Regions from separate parts of the Homo sapiens genome. Here region 1 is linked to region 2. A link is a loop called in an ENCODE intact Hi-C map of the cell type or tissue named here. Cell type or tissue: Caco-2. All regions are shown on one strand. Links, peaks and the distances in the headings refer to the core of each region. The heading gives the core; the rest is flanking DNA.

The links. A loop is a pair of places that touch in the nucleus more often than their neighbours do. Peaks named below come from ENCODE experiments on the same cell type or tissue, not always from the same donor. Only the 100,000 strongest peaks of a DNase experiment are listed, where the experiment ranks them.
Region 1: it touches region 2 in a loop (2.2-fold over the local background); 9 of 110 quality-filtered maps call a loop at or near these places.

The regions. Positions count from the first base shown.
Region 1 is chr2:19,855,090-19,859,474 of GRCh38, reverse strand. No RefSeq gene overlaps it. Among named protein-coding and RNA genes, the nearest start is that of LINC00954, 12 kb to the left of the region's middle. In Caco-2, for the core only: no CTCF peak of the experiment used is centred there; no DNase peak of the experiment used is centred there.
Region 2 is chr2:19,784,881-19,789,265 of GRCh38, reverse strand. No RefSeq gene overlaps it. Among named protein-coding and RNA genes, the nearest start is that of LINC00954, 82 kb to the left of the region's middle. RefSeq lists an enhancer at 1,921-3,120. In Caco-2, for the core only: no CTCF peak of the experiment used is centred there; a DNase peak (open chromatin) is centred at 2,455.

The DNA of each region.
Region 1 (4,385 bases), core at 225-4,224, 70 kb before region 2:
CCCTTCCTTAGAGGTCACCCAGCATTTCATGACATCTGTGTATTAACAGCAGAAGTGAAGGGGCTCTCGGGCAGCCTTGGGGATTCTGGAAATGCCCACTGGAGGAGCTGAGGCTTGCTGGACACTGGGCGTGTGGTCCTTGGATCTTTCCCAGTGGCGCCATGGGCCACGGATTCCGGCGGGGCTCAGGATCCAGTGGCTCTCCTACCTCCTTTTCCTTCACGTGGGTTGTTGGGCCCCTCCTGCATGCAGCGCAGCCAGGTGGTGAAGGTGAGAGCCGCTGCTGTCGCTGCTCCTGGCCTGTGGGAGAAAAGTCCCTCCAAGGTCACCTTTGTAGCTTGTTCATGAGCAGAGCATCAATTGGATCTAATATTTTTACAAGATGCCCCCCAAATAAAGATCAGCATTTGGCTCAGTTCATTTCAGCAGAGGGCTCAGCTTTGTCTGCTGCCCTGTGTATGGAGGGATAGACAGGAAGCGCCACTTCTAGAGATAGCTCTGGCTGCTGCCTCTCAGGAATCCTGGCCTGGGCGGCCTGACGGGGCTACCAGCTTCCCTCCTGAGGATCTGTTGGTGGCTCACACCAGGTAGGTTTAGGGGTGAGGGCTGGGCGCACCTGGCCAGGGCCTCTCCGCAAGTGCAGAGCCCTTGGTCCATCTCGTGCCTCCACTGGGATCCCCGTGTCTCCGCTTCTGCCCTGTTTCAAACTCCAAACAAGATTTTCAGATGGCAGAAACTGAAGCTTGGAGGAGAACAACTTAGATCAAGTTGACTTAGTGTTTGCTCTCAGCCAACGAAGCCCTGAGGCTGCCTTCCTCAGGGAGCTTTGCCCACATTTCTGAAGAGTGTGCAGGGCACGTTTCTGGAGGACAGAGCCTGCATTTCCAGACAATGGCTTTCAGAGGATGCTCTCAGGTCTCCCGTGTGCCCTGCCTGTGGTTAAGTGTCTTTCTGCTACATAAACAGCTCAGAGACTCAACTCTCCCGAGACCGAGACCGGAGAGGAGCTCTTACAGTGGTAAGAATCCACCTTGCCTCTGGCAAAGTTGCTCTGGATGAGGTTGATTGAGCTGCATGCCTCCATTCCTTCCAGAACAATGTCCCTCCTCACCTACATCCATGCCCAGCCTTTGGAGCCAGGGGCCCCACAGGTGCTGGTTGCTGGGATAGATAAGGAAAGCCTCAAGCCCCTTCTGAGACCCTCCCTACTAGCCACACATCGGAAGGAACAGAACTTTGAGCTCCCTCATCTGTAGCCGAACCTAGTGTGAGAAGGAGGGTCAGAGGAGGCGAAACTTTGAAATCGCAGGGCCACTCCTCTGCCAGCCCCATCGGCCTCACTCTTGGAGACTCGGGGATGAGTCACTGCTCTGACAAGCGGGTCTTGAGGACAGTCCTTGCATGCACAGCTGATGGGGAAGGTTCCCTGCTCAGGCACCGCTTCCTTCCTTGAGCAGAGCAAAGGGCCATCCTCACAGAGAGGCTTGCTTCACCTGTCGCGTGTGGCCCTGGGACTCTGGAAGCTGCTAGTGTTGTGGTGGTGGCTGCTGTCCCGGTGCGGCAGAGGACACAGGAGGCACGCTCCTCCCGCCAGTGGGGAATTGCAGTGTGTTACGTGGCACGAGAGACTCCAGCGCTGTTCTGAAGATGCCAATCCATGCTTGGGTTGTTTGGATTTGCTGTTAATTTGGGGACTCTGGCTACCCCGTCAAAGGCATGGAGTGTGCAGTTTTTAATAATTGTGATCCAACCATGCCATGATATGGGCTTTCTGGTTTCCTGGACACTGGGCAGCAGTAGTTTGAAGTTGGGAGATATTTACTCTGCAAAGCATTTTTCCAAATGTTCTTTAAGCTGATGCTCCCAGACTTTCATCAGGAGCCGGGCAGTATCGCCTCCCCTCCCCGACTTGTTCTTCTGGGGTCTGATGGAAGGAGATGGGGTCTGGAGGCCTGCAGGGGCAGGGAGCCTTGTTTTACTGCATGGGAATGTTGCTGAGTCTATCTTCCTGATGTTGTTCTTACATTATTTCCTCTGGTTGGAGTGAACAGGGAAGTGGGGGCACATCTGTGTTCTATGAAAGCTGACCTGGAGCTCCCCACGCAGCGGGGTCCACCTTAACTTCCCTTTTGCGGTTGGAGTCGATAAAATGGGTTATTGAGTTGTCCTTGTGATGGGGCCTGTATTGTCGGATCCTGTCCAGGGGCCAAGAGGTGAACTCAGACAGGATGCGTGCTTTACTCTGTTTGATTGATTATGTAAACGGGTGCTATGCAAATTGAGAAGATGTCAATATCAGGGGCTGCAGGTTTTTAGGCAAAATTGTTTGGGGAGTAAAGTGAGCCTGAAGAACCAATATTTTGAAAAGTTATTGCGAGGGGAAGAGACAGATGAAGAAAAGAATTGTTTTCTCATTTTCCTTTAACAGTAATTTGAAAAAAAAAAAATTACCCTTTGAAATGTTGCCAGCAGTGAATGAGTAAAAACCAGTGAAAGTTCAAAAGTTAGAGTCCTACTCTGGTTTCAAATAAGGTACTTAATGATCCTTTCCCATCATTCAGCAGGAATACATATCCACAAAATCTCTCTAAAATTTGATTTTGTTCTCCATTTCAAGGGGAAAAAAAGTGTTGTGAACACTCTGAACCTGGTTCCCCTGGCCATGAAAAATTCTCATGAAACCAGTACAGAATTGGATTTTCAAAGCTGCCTTCAGAGGGGCCTTGGTGTGGGCTTCTGGGAGGGGTGTGGGGAAGAGCTGCCTACAAATTGGATGCACATATAATTGATATTTAAGTCTCTCTCTGGAAATTTCTACTTTGATAGTTTACATCTCTGCTTAATAACATATTAAATCATTTCATAACCCTTAACAACTGTTTAATCTTTTCATTGTTGAAAAATGAGGTAATTGATCTAAACTGTGTTTGACTATGCCAGGAAAAACTTATTTAAATGTACCACCCTTCACCATGGCATTCAGAGGATTCTAGGGACCCATTTGGGTTTTAGGGTGTTCCACCTCCCCCACGATGGGGGTCTCACCCTGAGTGAGGTCAGGAGGCTGGTGGGGCTGTAACAGTTCTGGGAAGTTTGGAGCCTGGCCTTTGGCCCTTAGGCTTCAGTGTTGCTGCCATCTAGGATTTTGGCTCCTAACTGGGCACTGTCAAAAACATGCTTTTTTGGCCGACAGCATGTTCTATGATTTCTCACTGTGTTCAGCACGGTTGTTTGTGCACCATCACAGTTAGAATGCTCATGGCTGGGAGAGAGCGGGAGGGAGATCAAGTAAAAGCGAGAGAGAGAGAAAGTAAGTGCTCTGCTATTCCAAAAACAAGTATGCCTTCTCCTTGGGAATGACACCAAAGAATACCTTCTAAATGAAGTATGTTTCCCTTCAGAGATTACAGCATCAGATGATCAAAGTCCCCTGGAAATAGCTTTTGGCAACCCTGAGTTTCTCCGTAACTCTTCTTTGACTTAAGCGGGGCGGCCCTGTGCTGGGAGCAGCAGCTGTCTTTAGAGGCCTGAAGAACCAGGTGTGGGGACAGAGAGGTGCCCTGTGTCTCTGCTGACTGCTTTGCAAACCCTGTGGCCTCACGCTGGTTTGGGGCATTGGAGATGGCTTTGTTTCTCTGGAAAACTGATTATGGTACACAGGCTGGCATCCTGTGTCCGATAACGCAATGCAGGCATCTTCTCAACTTAAGCAGGGCTTTGGCAACCCTGGTGAAATGTATTGTCGTCAGCTACGTGTCCTGACGTCCTCCATGGAGTTGAGGAATGTTTGGACCTTGGCCCTTGAGCCCTTTCTGGTTTAAGTTTAATGAAAGTCCAGGCAGTCTAAATGTCTACCTGGCAGCAGGGAAGAGACCCTTCACGTTAATTATTGCTAAGCTAAACCGTCTCCTTCCAAGCCCTATAGACAGGCCTACACATTTGTATACATTTTATATGGTCTATTTCCATTATAAATTGCCCATAAATTAAACGCAGATTTTCTTGGGAACATCTTAAAAAAAAGGGAAAAGATCTGTATGATACATGTTTCTGGTATTGGAGGTGACGTGAATTACAAGGAGGGAGGGCAGTCCAGAGCGCCAGCTCCCCAACATGGAGGTCAGGCGTCTGGGTTAAGGCAACCCGAGTTGTGTGTGAACGGATGTGCGGTGTGCCTTTTCTCCATCATTCATGTTGTGGGCTGCACATCATGATTTAGAAAAGGATGGAGAGGAATGATTGACCTAGACAAGCTAGAGTGGGCTGGAAGGGGACAAGGGGGACAGTGCAGGGTGTTGAGTGTTTCTCCTCTTCCCCAAAGAACATCCTCAGGCTGAGGCTGGGTGCATTTGTCTCTAGGACAGCTGTTCTCGGCCACCGTGTGG
Region 2 (4,385 bases), core at 124-4,123:
CCTTGTTGATGCTGCTTGTTTTCCTGCTTCCCACCCTTGCTCATGCTGTTGCCTCCTTCAGAATGACCCGTGCTGGGGAAATCTTCATGATGGCTTTCCTGATTTCCTGGAAAAAGTGTTTCTCCCTGCTCTGGGCCTTTCCCCCAGCATGGGTGGGCCTGACTTTCAGGCTCTTTCTGTGCCCAGTTATTTACATACTGACCCACCCGCTGAGCAGGCCTCCTTGGAGGCAGGACAGCCCAACTCTAGGCACCAGTATAGACACTGGACACTGTACTTAGGGTCAGTGGGTCACTGAGAGAATCAAATGTGATCAGTCCCCAGTGGTATTTCTTGGAGTCCTTAGGCTCTCTGGGTACAGCCATGTCCAGCATGGGCTTTTTAAAATGGCCAGTGACATCTGCGTGGCTTGTGATGTGTCTTGTACCCTGTGTAGGATTAGGCGTTTTCATTTTTAGGCCTGTCAAGGGGAGACCTTGGAGGGCTGGGGCACTGGGCAGTGAGACCTGCAAGAAGGCTCAGGCTCCTATCCTCACCCCCAGCCAACCCTTAGAGCCTGTATTTGGGTTAGGAAGGCACAGGTCTGGTTACTGTCCGGATGGGGTTGGGCTTATGTGTTGGTAGTGGCTCAGGAGATACTGGACAAGCGACTGTCTGCTTTGGGGTAGCTGTATCCCTAAGCGAAGCCACAAGCATCTTGGCAGAATAATTTTATGATCTGGGAGTATCCTTAATTTTCTTTTAAATTTATTTTTAGAGACAGGGTCTTACTCTGTCACCTAGGCTGGAGTGTAGCAGCAGGATCATAGCTCACTGTGATCTCAAACTCCTGGGCTCAAGTGATCCTCCTGCCTCAGCCTCCAGAGTAGCTAGGAATACAGGTGTGCACCCCCACATCAGCTAATTTTTTTATTTTTATTTTTGTAGAGGGGGGGTCTTGCTATGTTGCCCAGGCTGGTCTCAAATTCCTGGGCTCAAGTGATCCTCCTACCTCGGCCTCCCAAAGTACTGAGATTACAGGCATAAGCCACCATGCCCAGCACCAGGAGTATCATTAAGAAGCAGCAGACCTTTCATTCAGCCAGAAACAAATGAGAAAATACTAACCATGACAGAAATAAACTCTTACTTCCAAAAGGAGCATTTTTTACCCCATCTATGACTTGTGGAATAATTTTAACCCCTATTTACCAGATGAGGAGACTGGGACGGGGACGCATGAAGGGCCTGGCTCCGGGACTTATAGGTGAGAGCTCCTGCTTTGTCCCTCCTAGAACATCATTAAGAAATAATCCCAGCTTAAGCAGCACCTTGATGAGTGACCTTGCGATTGGAAGGCAGATTCTGTTGCAGGAACGGTAGCCTCTCTGCACTCAAAGGAGATGTGTGTGTGAAGGAGAAAGAGAGGAGAAGGGGTGTCTGTGGGGCTGATTTGAAGTTTGAACAGCATCACGCAGCTGGAAGCCAAGGCAAGGCATTTCATCCACAGGGATCATCTGCATCTTTCCTGCTATCTGATGACTCAGGAGCATCCATGCGCATTTACCAAGTACCTGCCCAGTGTCAGGTGTATCAGGGAGTGAATTTGGCTGCTTGAAAAGAAAAAGTGGAATAGTTGGTTTAAACAAATAGGGCTTATTTTTCTCAGTTGAGCAAGAGGCCCAGGGATAGAGTGCGGGGCTGCTGCAGTTGTCATGCAGTGTTCCTGGGTAGTTTTCATCCTCAGGGTTTCTTCGTGGGTGGAAAGTGGCAGCTGCCTATCCATGTCACCTGCAGGAAGATGCCAAAGGAAATTCATGGAGGAAGGGGTACTCCTGTGTCAGGGAAGGGAACTCTGTTTACAAAGTGCAAATCGACTCCCACTGTGATCGGAAGGTGGTTTTTAGCAGGATGCCCACCACGCGGAGCCATGCTGAGTTGTTGATTCTGCCTCCGCAGTCGCCCTGCATGCTTCCTAAGGTTCTCTTGCTCTGGGAAGCTGGGTTTGCCCGGTGGCGACCCACTCTCCTTCCTGGCTTCCAGACCTATATGGTCCCTGAATCTCACTCCACACGTGGCCCTGACACAACTTACCTCTGCCTTTCGTTCCTGAGACTAATTGCCCCATTTTTCCCCTCTCTCCTGCTTGTGATTCGGCCCCTTAACCAGATCCCAAGGTTGAGATTTGAGTGCTCCCTTAACCATCCAGGCACTGCCCGGCTATTGACTTGGGCTTCTTCACTCACCCACACACTTGATCCTGAGAGCTGGGCCTGAGTAGGTGTGGGGGCAAAGGAAAAACAAAGATAAACCTGACTCAGGCCTTGCTCTGCAGGTCCCCAGTCAAGGCTGGCTTTGCCCTCACCTATGCTTGAATTCTAGCAGAATCTGGTCGGAGTCATGTGCTTGGTCAGGAAGGGATGAGACAGCTTCTGCACTTTGTGCAAAGGGCTTAGAGGAGAATCCAGACATTCCTCTTCGCTGGGAGTAAACTAGCCACCTGGGGACAAAGAGCAAATCATAACAGGAGTCCGGGGAAACCCAAATATGCCTCAAAGGGGACTGGAATGACAGTTTCTTCTCCCTGGAGGCAGGCCTGAGATAAACTGAAGACTAGCAGTTTTTGCTTACTGAAAAAGAGGAACATGACTCAGTCCTTGGGAGGCACTCATGGCTCAGAAAGTGCCAACTCATCCCAACCAAGCATTCTCCTCTAAAATGGCCATTTCTCTCCTCTCTACCTGCCCTACTCTTAGCCATGCATCAAGGCTTGCTCAAATATGCCCTTCGATGGGAAGCTTATTCTTACACTGCAGGCGAATCAAACTCTTCCTTTTCTGTGCTTTCTTGGCACTTTTGAAAATAGTATCTTGATTGTAATTTATCTTTTATCATAATTGGGCTTGCTGATATGCCCTCCCACTGGGCTTCTTGAGGTCAAGAGCTATGTCTTTTTCATCTCAGTGTCCCTGGGCCCTGGCTTGAGCCTGACACAGAGGAGGTGCTCAGTGAAAGATGTAGCTTTTAACAAAATCTAATGTTACTGCCAGGGGTTGTCTGTTAGCTTTCCTTCATCTACAATCTCCAGGGTTGCATTCCGGCTGCTAGCTACCCTGACCCCCTCTCCACTTGCTCTGGACCTGCCATCACCACAGCCCAAAGCTCTGGGTTGCTAACAGCCTCTGTCCCCCACAGAGCCATTAGTAGGTGTCCTTTGGGGCAGAGGGCCCTGTGCCCAGCTCTGCAGGCCTAACGACACCATTCCTGAATGGCGACATGGATGTGTTTACCCAGCCTCTGTAACCTGACATGCAGCAGTCCTAATTGTCCTCTGCGTGAACCTGGTGCAGTATTTTAGTGTGTCCTATAGAATAATATTGAGAGAATGAACAAATCAGTGGCAGAACCTTCTGAGATTTGCCTAATTGCAACTCAAATTGTTCCCATATTGGAAATTACATGGCTAAGATGCCTTTTGGGGAACTGAATATTAGGAGCCCAGGAAGGTCAGCCAACAATGAGTTGCCAGACTTTTTCTCCATGAACTCTTACCGAGACATTTTCCTGCAATGAGACATGTATAGGTTGACTCAAAACAGATTTCACAATCACTTTATCCAATTTTGGACGGCTTAATTCGGCAGTTCACGTAACCCTCTTTAATCAGCCTCACGTTCAGGGGTTGTTGTTGTGGCTCAAGCACTTTGACGGGTAGATGGCACTCAGGTCAGTACCCCTAAATGGGGAGGCTCTGGCCAGTCACTGCCTTGGCTCTGGGAGCCTGGACTATATTTGGAACTCTTAGGGGCCCTGGGTCATTGTGAAGTCTCCAGCGAGGTAGGAAACCTGTGATTCTTGTTCCCAGGCGTGCTTTATGCCCTGAGTGGGATGCCCGGGGATGATGAAAGTGAAAGTTTTGTGTGTGTGTGTGTGTGTGTGTGTGTGTGTGTGTGTTAAGATTGTTCCAGTTTTGACACTGTTGTGAGGGGTATCGAGGTCTCTCAGGATTTTTGACTCTGACATTGAATAACAATAGGCTGGCTATCTGCCTAGTTCAGCACCCTCAGGGAAAAAGTAATTTCCTGTCTTTCCCTTTATGGCATTGGGGAAGCCATATGCCTGGACTTAGATTGGGAGGTAAGTCCAATTGCTGATATCTACCTTGTCACCTCTCAGGGGTTGAGGAAGTTGCAACCTCTACCAGGGAGACTTTTTTGTCTGGCACTTTAACTTTGCAAGCCCTTAGTTGTTGCTTGTTCCATGGGTAATCACAGCCATCCTGTGAGAGGGCCCCGGGAAAAACGATTCCTCTTTTACATATAGTGTAAACTGAGGTCTGGGCAGCTCAAGTGATTGGTCCAAGGTCATTCGGGGAGTTCATGGCAGAGTCAGGTCAGAACCAGCCT